Regions from separate parts of the Homo sapiens genome. Here region 2 is linked to region 1. A link is a contact called in ENCODE Hi-C or POLR2A ChIA-PET data. All regions are on one chromosome and are shown on one strand. Each heading gives the region's core, a stretch centred on a gene start or an enhancer-like site at or near the end of the contact. The rest is flanking DNA. Distances are from core to core; before and after follow the strand shown. Region 1 holds the start of LIMD1 (LIM domain containing 1). Region 2 overlaps SACM1L (SAC1 like phosphatidylinositide phosphatase).

What was found. A loop is a pair of places that touch in the nucleus more often than their neighbours do. ChIA-PET counts read pairs that join two places held with the same protein, here RNA polymerase II (POLR2A). Pooled maps may share reads with other maps.
Region 2: a loop to region 1 is called in a pooled map, with 2.4 times the contacts of the local background. The contact joins the enhancer-like site here to the promoter of LIMD1 in region 1. A Hi-C loop is called at or near these places in 2 of 50 pooled maps. POLR2A ChIA-PET finds 5 or more read pairs at or near these places in 2 of 52 experiments (AG04450 and activated CD4-positive, alpha-beta T cell).

What each region holds. Positions count from the first base shown.
Region 1 is chr3:45,589,443-45,596,029 of GRCh38, forward strand. It overlaps LIMD1 (LIM domain containing 1), which reads left to right and starts at 5,309. Exons shown (of 8, transcript NM_014240.3): 1 at 5,309-6,587. The coding sequence starts at 5,438. RefSeq lists silencers at 4,316-4,785, 4,796-4,925 and an enhancer at 5,016-5,185.
Region 2 is chr3:45,727,625-45,734,552 of GRCh38, forward strand. It overlaps SACM1L (SAC1 like phosphatidylinositide phosphatase), which reads left to right. Exons shown (of 20, transcript NM_014016.5): 12 at 3,677-3,756; 13 at 4,429-4,527. Among named protein-coding and RNA genes, the nearest start is that of SACM1L, 42 kb to the left of the region's middle. RefSeq lists a silencer at 1-174. Within about 2 kb of position 3,292, at least 2 of the 41 ENCODE cell types and tissues checked have a DNase peak (open chromatin) inside an H3K27ac peak, as active enhancers do.

The DNA.
Region 1 (6,587 bases), core at 4,059-6,558:
ATATTAAAGTTGTTTCCAAGCACATGAAACAGACAAAAACAGCCTGTATTAAATAACCACAGCTGGGATTCTAAATGCTATGCAGAGAATTTGAAAGACCTCTGCCTCTTATGTATTAAACAGCAGCAGTAAAACATCAGTAGTCTCCTGGCCATTTCTAAGTACCCTTTCACAGTGGTATATTATTCAGTTTGATGCCCATGGGATACCATCTTTATTTTTTTTTTTAATTTTTTTTTTGAGACAGGGTCTTGTTCTTTCACCCAGGCTGGAGAACAGTGGTGCGATACTACAGTCATGTGCTACCATACCTGGCCAATTTTTTAAAAATTATTTTTTGGTAGAGATGGGATCTCACTATGCTTGTTGCCCAGGCTGGTCGCAAACTCCTGGCCTCAAGCATTCCTCCCTCCTTGGCCTCACAAAGTGCTGGGATTACAAGAGGGAGCCACTGTGCTCGGCTGGGATGCCATCTTTATAATCTATTTTGTAACGGTGTAAGGTGATCCATTGACTAAGAGAGGACAACCCAGTTGGGGCAGGAAATACATGGATTGTGGATTCAGGTTTGTGTTTAGTTGATGGAGATGGTGCAACTGTTCTAGAATGGCAGTGGGGGTGGAGAGTAATGCCTACAAGCTTCTGGAATGCTGAGCACTTCAGCTAAGCCAAGATACGGGGAGGCAGGAGGGCATCAAGGATTGTGGGCTCACATAGGTGCCAATGTCACAGGATACTTGGGGTGTTGCTTTTCCAGACAGAAACCTCTGTGGCTAGTGGTGCCTTTGCCCAAGTTTTGCTCAGGCCTGCTGGTTTTGTTTCGCCCACTTAGCCTGACAGGCTGTGCTCAGCTCGTGCTACTGGTGTGGATCCCATGCTTGCCAAGGGCAAGCCAGCCATGGAGCAGCGAGAGCTGTGTGAGCAAGCAAGCATGGGGTCTGGCCACTGCACACAGCCAGGCATGCCAGCTGTGGCAGTGCAGGCAGCTCCAGGTGCCAGCACGGGCACAGCTGTGGCTGGACCAGGCGTACCACAGGCAACTTCCACCGCTGGCACTGGGGAATGCGGTGGCACCTGGAAGCTTGGAGACACCAGGAACCGCAGAGCCCCAAAGAGGGTATCATAACCCTGGATTGGGGTGCTCCTAGGTCTGGGCTCCCCAAAGGGCTGCAGCTTTTCTCTCCTTCTCTCTTTTCTCCTTCTCTCTTCTCTCCTTCTCGTTGCCCACAACGTGGCAAGCAAGGGGTGTGTTTCAGTCCTGTTTGTGTTACAGATCTTTTAGTGCCACCATTTGCCCAGTGGGTCCCAAGTTCTTGTCCTGTGTCCACAAAGAATGAAGTATGCAGACAACTGGAGGGTGAGCAAGGCAGAAAGGAGCCTCACTGAGTGGCAGAACTGTTCTCAGTGGGTATCTCCTTTCCTCAGGCAGGTTGTCCCGATGAGTGTCCAGCTCTCAGTGGAGAAGAGACCCACAGTGGGTAGCTGCCTTCCACAGGCAGGTTGCCCCGATGTCTCTGCAGCCTTCAGCAGAGAGACCCAGAGTGGGTAGCTCCTATCTGCAGGCAGGTCATCCCATTGTCTGCCTGAGTCTGGCTGAGTCTGGTTTTTTTTATGGACTTCAGAAGGGAGGAAGTGTGTGCTGATTGGTCCACCGGCAGCCATAGGCAGGCCCAGGAAAAGCACCATAAATTCTCACTCCAGTCTGCAGGACTGATAGCTCAGCCCCTAGGTTTCAGGCTGTCCCTGTCTTGAAGGGGGCTTCACTGGGGACCCATCCCATTTCACCCAGGAGCCTGATTGCCCCCTGCTGCCATCAACCTGCTGGCCATGGCACCCATGGCACCCAGGCTGTTCATGCTGAGGGGTGCCTGCAGGTACATGCCGAACTGCCCTCAGCCTCACCCTGGCCTCCCTCCCATGCTCATCGGCACCCAAAGTCTGGAGGGGGCCGAGGCGGCAGGGGACTGGTGTGTCAGTGCTGCCCTGAGTGCGTGCACCCCCAGCTGGGTCGTGACAGTATCTGGGCTCAGCTTCAACTTTGCTCCAAAATCAGAATGGGCACCAGGAGAGGCCAGGCAACAGGAGCAGGCACTTCTGAGCCTGTGGGAGTAGGGGGGCTTTCTAGGTCCCCGGGAGCACAGGGATGCCCAGGTCTGCAGCCACAGCTGGGTGGATGCAGCTGTGCCTGGGAAGGCAGGGCTCCCGCCCCACCAACTCAGAAGGGAGTGGGGCTCCTGCCTGTTCCTAGCTCCTACCAGCTCTATGGAGCATGCAGTCACGGCCTCACCTCGCCATTGCAGCTAGCATCATGGCAGTGGCTGCTCCAGATGGACCACTGCTGCCATCACCAAGATAGGATGAAAAGAGAAGACAAATGTAAGAGCACTGGTTGGTGTCTGTGGCTCCTGCACCAGGGTCCCAGCTGTCCAAACTGAAAACCCAGGAAGCTGGCTCTGAGCTTACTGGACTTTGCAGAGGGATGGCCATATATTCCTAGCACTTTGTCAGCTACAACTGCCATATTTGGAGGTCAGGCAAAGTGAGCCAGTCTTCCACTCCAAAATCCAGTTTTTAATTAATAAGTATTACCCAACACCTAAGGAGTGTTTAATTATGATTACCTCTGAGAAAGGGGATGGTAGGCAACTTTTAAAACTTTATATATGTCTGTATTGTTCAAAGTTGTTATAGAAACATGTATTACTTGTAGATAAAAAACCAAAAAAAATTTTTTAATAAAAATACTTCATTTTAGTATAGTGCTTTATAGCAGTGCTTCTGTAACTTTATTGTGCAAATAAACCGCCCAGAAATCTTGTTAAAATGCAGATTCTGATTCAGTAGGTTGGCAATGGGGCCTAAGATTCTGCATTTTCAACAAGCTCCCTGGTGATATGGAGTCCATTAACCATACTTTGGGTTTACGGCAGCGGTCCTCAATCTTTTTGGCACCAGTTTCACAGAAGCCAATTTTTTCACAGACGGGATGAAACTGTTCCACCTCAGATCATCGGGCATTAGATTCTCATAAGGAGCGTGCAACCTACATTCCTCATGAGGGTAGTTCATAATAAGGTTTGTGCACCCCTCTGAGAATCTAATGCCACTGCTGATCTGACAGGATGTGAAGCTCAGGCGGTAATGCCAGTAATGGGGAGTGGCTGTAAATACAGATGAAGTTTCGCTGGCTTGCCTCCTCTCACCTCCTGCTGTGCCACTCAGTTCCTAACAGGCCACAGACCAGTACTGGTCAGTAGCCCAGGGGTTGGGGACCCCTGGTTTACAGAATATAAAGCACATTCATATATATTATCTTATTTGTTCTCTGTCACAACTCTGGCAGATAGGGGTTCACTAATTCACTTATTCGACCATTAGGTACTACTATTAATATATACCAGGCACTTGGCATACAGATATGGTCAAATGGAGTGGGAAACCTACCACCCAACCAAACAAAAAAAAACGCATGTTAACCAACAAATAAATAATTATAAATAGTTATCAGAACTGAGCAGGAAGTAAAGAGGGTGCTGAAAAAGAACAACAGGAACCACTCTGAGGAGGCCTCTAAGAGGAGGTGACTTCAGCAGGGATGGGAAAGATGAGCCACTCAGTTTAGGGGCAAGCTCTGGGCAGACACCAGGAAGCTCCTGCAGCTAGAGTGCAGGGAGGGAGGGAAGATCCCTAGATCTGGCCCAGAAGGCTGCGGCAAGGGGCCGATTTCAATTTAATTCTGGGGTAAGCACTGAGGATTTAGGTAGAGAAGTGTCTGTTCTAGTATTTGCCTTAGGATCACGATGGCTGTAGTGTGGGAAATGAAACCTCTCCAGGATCGCCTGGGAACTGGTATAGGGAGTCCCGGGCCATGCGGGGGCGCCAAGGAGTCAGGCCTGGTGTCCCTGCAGCCGCGCGGATCCACTTGCAGATGGGTCCCTCTACGAATAACGAGCCTACTAGGGCACGTGCTTTTACTGCTGCACTGAGGACGTGAAATGCGCGCAGGCACAACGAGACTTTCTTCTTTTTCGCTCTTTCAGAGGGCCCGGGCTCCCATCTACGCTTTGCTGGTTACGTTGGCATGTTGGGCATTTCCCCCTCTCTGCCTCAGTCTCCCGACCTGTCAAAGAGGACGGTGGGCCAGCCATGGGTGACACGCCCGTGCGCCTCTCCAATAGTGCACCTCGGGCAAGCCGGGCGGCGGGCACAGCCTGGACGGTGCCGGCCTCGAGAGGCACAAAGGGCTGGCTTTCCACCGGGGAAACTGAGGCAGTGGAGCGAGGAGCGGCGTCCTCGAAAGTCCTCGCAAACTCCCAGCGCCTGTGTTGGGCCCATGCAGGCTACCCAGGCCGCCCGTCTCCGAGCGGAGGACCCCGCCCAGCGCTGCCAGGGGCGGGGCCGGGCTGAGGACCCGAGGCTGGAAGGGAGGTCGGAGCACCCAATTCGGTCCAGGACTCGCAGGGGGCGGCAGTGGCGGCGGCGAAGTCCCGTGCAGTCCCAGTGCTAGAGCGTGGGACGGACTTGTGGGGCACCCCTCGGTGTTCTCCAGCCAGGCCTGGGGGCAGGAGGCCCAGCCACGCTGCCGGGTGCAGGCCTGCCCCTGGGCGCCCGCCCGCGCGCCGTCCCCGCCCCTCGGCCGCCCCCTCCGCCCCGGCGCGGGCTCGGGACGTGCAGAGCCGGCGAGCGAGCAGCAGGGACTGCGCCTGGCGCACTCACTTCCGCGTCCCGCCGCCCTCCGGCCCGCGCGCGCCGATCCGCCGCCGCCATCGGACAATGGGCCGCCAGCCCCAGCTGCCGTGAACTTCCTGCCGCTGCTCGGCCGCCCGTGCGTCCCGGACGGCGTTCCTGCCAGGCGCCGGCCGGGATCGCAGCTCCGGGGAAGCAGCGGAGGACCCAGCGCCTGGAACGTACCTGCGCCTCAGCCGCCGCGCGTTTGCTCCGGCCCGACTCGCGGCCTCGGCGCCCTCCCGGCCGATTCAGCTTCACCCGGCCCAGTCGGCTGCTGCCTTGCTGTGAGTTTCCGTGTTTGGTTGCCTAAGGAGGATGTGATTTTACTTTTTTGCTGTTTTCTTTTTCCTTTTATAATTTGAAGAGGAGAAAAGAACTCCGCTGAGCAGGCCCGGGACGGCGAAGTGCCACCAGCTACCCCAACAAGGACGTCTCCAGGGGAAAGGGAGTTGGAAGCAAACTTGGTCCAGCTGGCGTTGAGGTCTCAACTTCGGCTGGACTCTTAAATCCTGGGGTCATGCCCTTCACGCTAGGCAGGTGGAAGTCTTTACTTGTACTGGGCCGGACTTGAGCCCCGACCCTTCGCCAGCATCTCCCCGCTGCCCTCAACACACACACACACACACACACACACACACACACACACACACACACACACACACACACACACACACGGCACCTGGGCTAGGCCCGGACACCTGTCTGCAGCATGGATAAGTATGACGACCTGGGCCTGGAGGCCAGTAAATTCATCGAGGACCTGAACATGTATGAGGCCTCTAAGGATGGGCTCTTCCGAGTGGACAAGGGTGCAGGCAACAACCCCGAGTTTGAGGAAACTCGCAGGGTGTTCGCCACCAAGATGGCCAAAATCCACCTCCAGCAGCAGCAGCAGCAGCTCCTGCAGGAGGAGACTCTGCCCAGGGGGAGTAGAGGCCCTGTCAATGGAGGGGGCCGCCTGGGCCCACAGGCCCGTTGGGAAGTTGTGGGCAGCAAGCTGACTGTGGATGGTGCTGCCAAGCCTCCTCTTGCTGCCTCGACAGGGGCACCTGGGGCAGTCACCACCCTCGCTGCTGGGCAGCCCCCGTACCCACCGCAGGAGCAGAGATCCAGGCCATACCTGCATGGCACGAGGCATGGCAGCCAGGACTGTGGTTCCAGGGAGAGCCTGGCGACTTCTGAGATGTCTGCTTTCCACCAGCCAGGCCCCTGTGAGGATCCTTCCTGCCTCACTCATGGAGACTATTATGACAACCTCTCCTTGGCAAGCCCAAAGTGGGGTGACAAACCAGGAGTGTCCCCCAGCATCGGCCTGAGTGTAGGGAGTGGGTGGCCTAGCTCCCCGGGGAGTGACCCACCACTGCCCAAACCCTGCGGGGACCATCCCCTAAATCACCGACAGCTCTCCCTGAGCTCCAGCAGGTCTTCTGAGGGTAGCCTCGGTGGTCAGAATAGTGGCATTGGTGGCCGCAGCAGCGAGAAGCCAACAGGCCTTTGGTCCACTGCCTCCTCCCAGCGGGTGAGCCCTGGCCTGCCTTCCCCAAACTTGGAGAACGGAGCACCAGCTGTGGGGCCTGTTCAGCCCAGGACCCCTTCTGTGTCAGCACCCTTGGCCCTGAGCTGCCCCAGGCAAGGAGGTCTTCCAAGATCAAACTCGGGGCTGGGGGGTGAGGTTTCAGGTGTGATGTCCAAACCCAATGTGGACCCCCAACCCTGGTTCCAGGATGGGCCCAAATCTTACCTTTCCAGTTCTGCCCCGTCATCCTCGCCAGCTGGTCTGGACGGTTCACAGCAGGGTGCGGTCCCTGGGCTGGGGCCGAAGCCTGGCTGCACAGACCTTGGCACTGGTCCCAAGCTCA
Region 2 (6,928 bases), core at 2,042-4,541, 140 kb after region 1:
TATTTATTTTTGGAGATGGTGTCTCACTCTGTCACCCAGGCTGGAGTGCAGTGGCATGCCTCCCTGGTTTGCACCATTCTCCTGCCTCAGCCTCCCGAGTAGCTGGGACTACAGGCGCCCACCACCACACCTGGCTGATTTTTTGTATTTTTAGTAGAGATGGGGCTTTACCGTGTTAGCCAGGGTGGTCTCAATCTCCTGACCTCGTGATCTGCCCGCCTCGGCCTTCCAAAGTGCTGGGATTACAGGCGTGAGCCACTGCGCCCAGCCTCTACTATTATTATATAATTTTCTGTTTCTCCCTTCAGTTCTGTCAGTGTGCTTCATTATATTTTCAGGCGGTCATGGTTTGTTGCATATATGTTTATAATTGTATCTTCTTGGAAAATTGACCATTTAATCAATAAACAATGTTCTTTTTTTGTCTTTTGTAACAATGTTTCACTTAGAGTGTATTTTGTCTGATACTAGTGTAGTTATTCCAGCTCTTTTTTGATTACTATTTGCACAAAATATCTTTTTTCATCCTTTCTCTTTCAACCTATATGTGTCTTTAGGTCTAACATGAATCTCTTAGAGACAGCATGTAGTTAGATCATATTTTTTTCCATTTTGCCAGTCTACTTATTTTTACTGGAGAGTTAATCCATTTGCATTTAAAGTAATTACTGATAAGGATTTACTTCTGCTATTTTGTTACTTGTTTTCTGTGTGTCCTATAGCTTTTTGTTCCTCATTTCCTCCATTACTGTCTCTTATTGTGCTTAGTTGATTTTTTTTGGTAGTGATATATTTTGATTACCTTCTCATTTTCGTTTGTGTATATTCTATAGCTGTTTTCTTTGTGGTTACCATGAGGATTACATATAACATCCTAATGTTATAAGTATCTAATTTGGATTGATACCAGAAGCATATAAAAGCTCTACTCCTGTAAAGCCTTCATGCTTCCTTTTTATGTTGACATTTCAAATTCCATCTTTATATATTGTGTTTCAGTAACATCAATATATAATTATTTTTATGCAGTTGGCTCTTATTTATGTATATATGTATTTATTTTTTAGAGAAAAGGTCTTACTCTGTTGCCCAGGCTTGTGTGCAGTGGCATGATCATAGCTCTGTGTAATCTTGAACTCCTGGGCTGAAGGAATCCTCCCACTTCAGCTTCCTGAGCAGCTAGGACTATAGGCACATACCACCATGCTTGGCTAATTTTTTTGTTTTTTATAGAGATGGGGGTCTCACTATATTGCCCAGGCTGGTCTTGAACTCCTGGCCTCAAGCCATCCTCTTGCCTCAGCCTACCAAAGTGCTAGGATTACAGATGTGAGCCACCATTCCTGACTGCATTTGACTTTTAAATCCTGTAGAAATAAAAATTGGAGTTACAGACCAGGATTTCAATAATACTGGCTTTTATATTTGCCCTTGTCTTTACCTTTTTGGATTTATTTATTTATTTATTTATTTATTTTTTGAGACAGAGTCTTATTCTGTCACCCAGGCTGGAGTACAGTGGCACAATCTCGGCTCACTGCAACCTCTGCCTCCTGGGTTCAAGCGATTCTCCTGCCTCAGCCTCCTGAGTAGCTGGGATTACAGGTGTGGGCCACCACACCCAGCTAATTTTTTTATTTTTGGCAGAGACAGGGTTTTCATGTTGGCCAGGCTAGTCTCGAACTCCTGACCTCAAGTGATCTGCCCACCTCGGCCTCCCAAAGTGCTGGGATTACAGGTGTGAGCTACTATGCCCAGCCTGTTGGAAATTTTTATATCTCTGTATAGCTGCAAGTTACTGTGTAGCATCCTTTCATTTCAACCTGAAGGACTCCCTTTAGCATTTCTTACAGATTGGGTTTAATGATAATGAACTACCTCAGGTTTTGTTTATCTAGGAATGTCTTAATTTTTCCTTCATTTTTAAAGGACGTTTTGCCAGATACAGAATCCTTGGTTGACAGTTTTTTCTTCTTCCAGCATTTAAAATATATGATCCCACTGTCTTCAGCCTCCAAGATTTCTAATGAGAAATTGGCGGATAATCCCATTGAGAATCTCTTGTGTGTGATGAGTCTCCTCTCTCTTGCTGCTTTTCAGGATTCCGTTTTTGTCTTTCAGCTATGTGATTATAATGTTTTTGGTGTGGGTCTCCTTAGAGTTCAGAGCTTGGGTTTGTAGATTCATATGTTTCATCACATTTGGGAAGGTTTTGGCTATTTTTTTTTTCTTCAAATAATCTGTCTCTGCCTTTCTCTCTCTCTTCCTGGAATTCCCATAGTGCTAAATATTTTATTTCACTTTTTGTACTCTTTTGCTCCAGAATTATTTTTTGGCTTCTTATAATAATTTTTCTATCTTTGTTGATATCCTCATTTTGTTTATGTATTGTTTTCCTGATTTCTTTTAGTTGTTTGTCTGTGTTTCCCCTTAGCTCTTTGAGTGTTTTTAAGACAGTTGCTTTAAAGTCTTTGTCTAATAAGTCTAGTCTTTGTCTAATAAGCCAAGTCCTGTCTTGGCTTCCACAGGAACAGTTTCTGTCAATTTCTTATGTTCCATTGAATGAGTCATGTTTTTCTGTTTATTTTTGTACCTGTGATTTTTTTTTTAATTATATGTTTGATTATTATAATATCATAACTCTGGAAGTCAGAGTCTCCTTTTCCCCTACGGTTTGCTGGGGTTTTTTTTGTTTTATTTGATTGTTAAAGACTCTGCTAATCCATTTTTTTTTTTTTTGAGACTTTTCCAAACTATTTTTGCCAAAACTTTCTTATTGTGTATGTTCACTGAGGTCTGTTCCTTTTGCTTCTATTCAGCTGTTTTGACAGGTTTCATTGAATTCCAAGAACTGAAATAGACAAACTAACAAAAAAAGAAAGCAAAAATGAGAGAACAACCCTGTCCCCCATTCTTTGCAGACTTGCTGTATGCTGGGGCAGTCCTTTGCTGAGTAGCCAGGCTTGCTGTGAGCCTAGGGATCAGTCTGTGGTAAAGGTTTAAGGTCTTCTCAGGACTCTTTTCAGCATGCATCTTGCCTGGTTATGTGGGTGGCCTTCAAAACTCCTTCATATACATGGCTGCTTTTGAAAGTCCTAATTTCCTAAGAATATCACCAAGCTTCTTCTCCAGCCTTTAGATGGTCTATTGTATGTCTCCATCCAGAATTTTTTGCCTCAGGCATCCATTGGTTTATGTTCCTCTTGTAGCTTTTACAAACAGTGGTCACCATTTTTACTGCCCGTGTTCAGAGATACGTGGGACAGAGATGAGTTAGTCCTTCATGTTACAACAGATGTACACAATTATATGCAAATAAGGTCTGGTCTGCCTCCTCTAGTTTGATGAGGGGAACTGAGAACCCGGTTATTCCCTTGTAAGACTAAGGTTGTCACCACTCTGAGGAGGGGCTGGGTCAAGGACAAGTTAAATGCCACAAAACTTTCCCACCATTTTGAAAGTGACTTTTACTTTATTGGGTGCTTGGGTGGGTTACTATAAAACCTTTAATCGTTTTTCAGAGCTCCTACAAAGTTGGCTCAGACAGCTTCTGGGTTTTTTTGATGTTTCTGTGGGAGAATGATGAGAGCTTAGAGCTTCCTAGTTTGTCCTTTTTCTGATACCATTCTCTCCTTTGAAATAAACTGGAAACTATGGTGTTTGAAATTTTTTACAGATTAACCAGAAGGGCTCGGAGAAGCCACTTGAGCAGACATTTGCAACAATGGTGTCTTCCTTGGGAAGTGGAATGATGAGGTACCTCACTAGAAATCTGTTGCAGGTCTTTTCAGATCAGATGTGCACTTACATATATGCATGATTACATAGAGCTCACTAGACATATGTTTCAGCTTGCATTTTTTTCAATAGTAGATCAAAGCATGATATTTTGTTGGCTTGAAATTTCTCTAGCATAATTTATGTTGCAGAATAACTTCTTTTCAGTCAAGTTTTGAGTTTAGTCTCTGATTAAAATTCCCTCATTGAGGCTTTGTGCTCCAGAGAGTTTCCATAGATAATACTTTGCCACTAGAATTGCCTTAAGGAATTTGGACTAGGCCTCTTTGCAGTGCATACCTGATTGCTGTACTTGAGCTTACTTCACTACCATTTGTTGTGTTTCTCCTCTACTCCTCCTGAGGGCCCCAGAAGAACCTGTGAGGATAGATATATATGCATATATTTTCATGTTTATATCTGCACATATCATATATATATTTTTTCCTCTGCTAGGTATGAGCATGAGAAGGGGTGTGTGTGTGCATGTAGTATATGTATAGTGATAAACCCAGAGTGAAGGAGGTTCTAGTGTTCCCAAGAAATATGTATGCACTGATATAAAGAGGAAAATCAGCTTATGAAGGTATTATTAATAGAAGGAAAATGAATGATCTCTGGTCGGTTTCTGAATATCTTTTCTTTTGGTAGATACATTGCCTTTGACTTCCATAAGGAATGTAAAAATATGAGATGGGATCGACTAAGTATTTTATTGGATCAGGTAGCAGAAATGCAAGATGAATTAAGGTAAGCTATATTATTTCCTTAAGGAGGTAGAGGGAAGAGGTATATATATCAGTCATATTTTATTATGCGTCATCCAGCAGACTTACAAGTACAGTTCACTGGATTGTCATTGCTTGTCTGTACTATTTTATTATTTTTAATTTCTTTACTGGAAAGATGAGACTTGGTGACTTCAAAATATTTTTGAATTCTTAAAAATGACCCAAGGCCAGATATCTTCATATTTTTATAAATTATCTACCATACATTTACAAATTTTTGTATAATTGAACTTGGTTTACTACTATTTTGTATTGTCGTTTCCACTAGACATTCTATCACAAGTATTTTGTTGTTAACCTGTACAGCGTCTGTAATGATAGTGTTTAATGGCTTTTCTATATTCTGTTTTATCATAACATAGTTCTAAGAAAGTGCTTTTCTTCACCCTGAGCACCTGGTTTATTTCCTTTCCTCTTTCTATCATGAAAGATTGTGGTGCCATGAATCATTATATATATTTTACATCTGTTAAATTTATTTCTTTAAAAAAATTCTTCAGAGTAGGATTAATGGATCAAAGGGTCTGAATGTCTTTGCAGTACTATATTATCATATTGGTTCAGGTTTACCATACTCTATGCGTGCCAGTCTTTACCGATTTTAAAGCCAGAAGAAGGAATCTGTAAATCGTACTACCATTTTCTTCTGCCTGTGTGTGATGGTTCTAAACCTGGCAATCCAAATGCACTTTTTAATTTGTTACACAATAATATAGTAAAACCTCTTGGATAGACATTTGCTCAGTTTTCAAAAATATCTTTTTATATACATTAGGTAATCAACTACAGTTATTTAAATCTGCTTTTTTTCTGTGACGTTTTGCCATGAACACAGAAGGGAAATTGACCTCCTGTTGTTGGGCAATTAGAGAAAACATTGGCTGGCCCTGGCATGTTGTTGGAGGAGGTAGTTCCTTGGGTTCACCCATTAACTGCTGCCGTACAAGAGTGTAAGAAAGAAGGAGAGTTGACTCCAGAGTTTGTGTTCGTTGCTGTTCACTGTGGTCCACAGGGAGAGCAGAGCTTTCACTGGTGACTTTCAGATGATCTCTCGAGACTTTTTTCTAAGGGTTTTGGGGGTAGTGGGAAGAATCTGGGCTTTGGGATCCAACACACCTTGGTTTGAATTTAAGTTTTTCTCTTAGTAGTAATATGACCCAGGGCCACTTAGTTATCTTCAGACTTCGGTTTCTTCATTTGTAAAGTGAAGATGATAACTTACTGTATAGTTTAAGCGATAATGTTTATAACATATCTAGGATTTTATAAGTATTCATGGGGTACGGACACACACACCCTTGCACACACATATATATGTACACCAACTCTAAACGAACCTTACCAATTCTGCATGATCCATATGTAGATTTTTCATCCTAACACATTCTTCCACGCTTTTGTTCCTGAGGTCATGATTTGTATTTAGCCCTTGATGAATCTGTTGCATTTTCTTCCTCCTTTTGGATTTTGGAGAATAGTTTCAATAGTTAACATTATCCAGTATTCGTTGTTTGCTGTGTTCCATACACTGTGCTAAGTACTTTATGTGCATTATGTGTTATCTCATTCAAACCTTAGAGAAGCCTAATGGTGGTGCTGCTGTTACCTCCATTTTGTGGATGAAAAAGCTTACTATTTAAAGTTCTAGAGTTAGTAAGTTGCGTATGATGCTAAGGCTAGCAAACAGATAGTTTGCTTCCTGCATCCATATTCTTAACCACCACACTGTGTGTTGTCAGATTTTTGAATTCATAGAATTATCAAGGAGCTTGTTAAAGAAAACATGGGAACTGGTAACTGTGGTTGGTTGCAGTGCAGACATCTGGATGTTTAAGGGGAGGAAGGGAAACTGATTTTTCAAATAATACCCAATTGTTCTTTATAAATCTTGTACTATTTGCATGTATTACCCATTTAAGAATTTTTTTTTTTTTTTTTGGCTGGGGGCTGTGGCTCACGCCTGTAATCCCAGCACTTTGGGAAGCCAAGGCAGACGGATCACCTGAGGTCAGGAGTTCAAGACCAGCTTGGCCAACATGTCAAAACCCTATCTGTACTAAAAATACAAAAATTAGCCAGGCATGGTGGTGGGTGCCTGTAATCACAGCTACTCAGGAGGCCGAGGCAGGAGAATCACTTGAACCTGGGAGGCAGAGGTTGGAGTGAGCTGAGATCATGCCACTGTGCTTCAGTCTGGGTGACGGAGGGAGATTCCATCTCAAAAAAAAAAGAAAAAGAAAAAAAATATTTTTAAGTATTTAAAAAAAATTTTTTTTAATTTAGATACAGGATATCGCTCTGTCACCCAGGCTGGAGTGCAGTGGTGTGATCATAGTTCACTGCAACCTTTAACCCTTGAG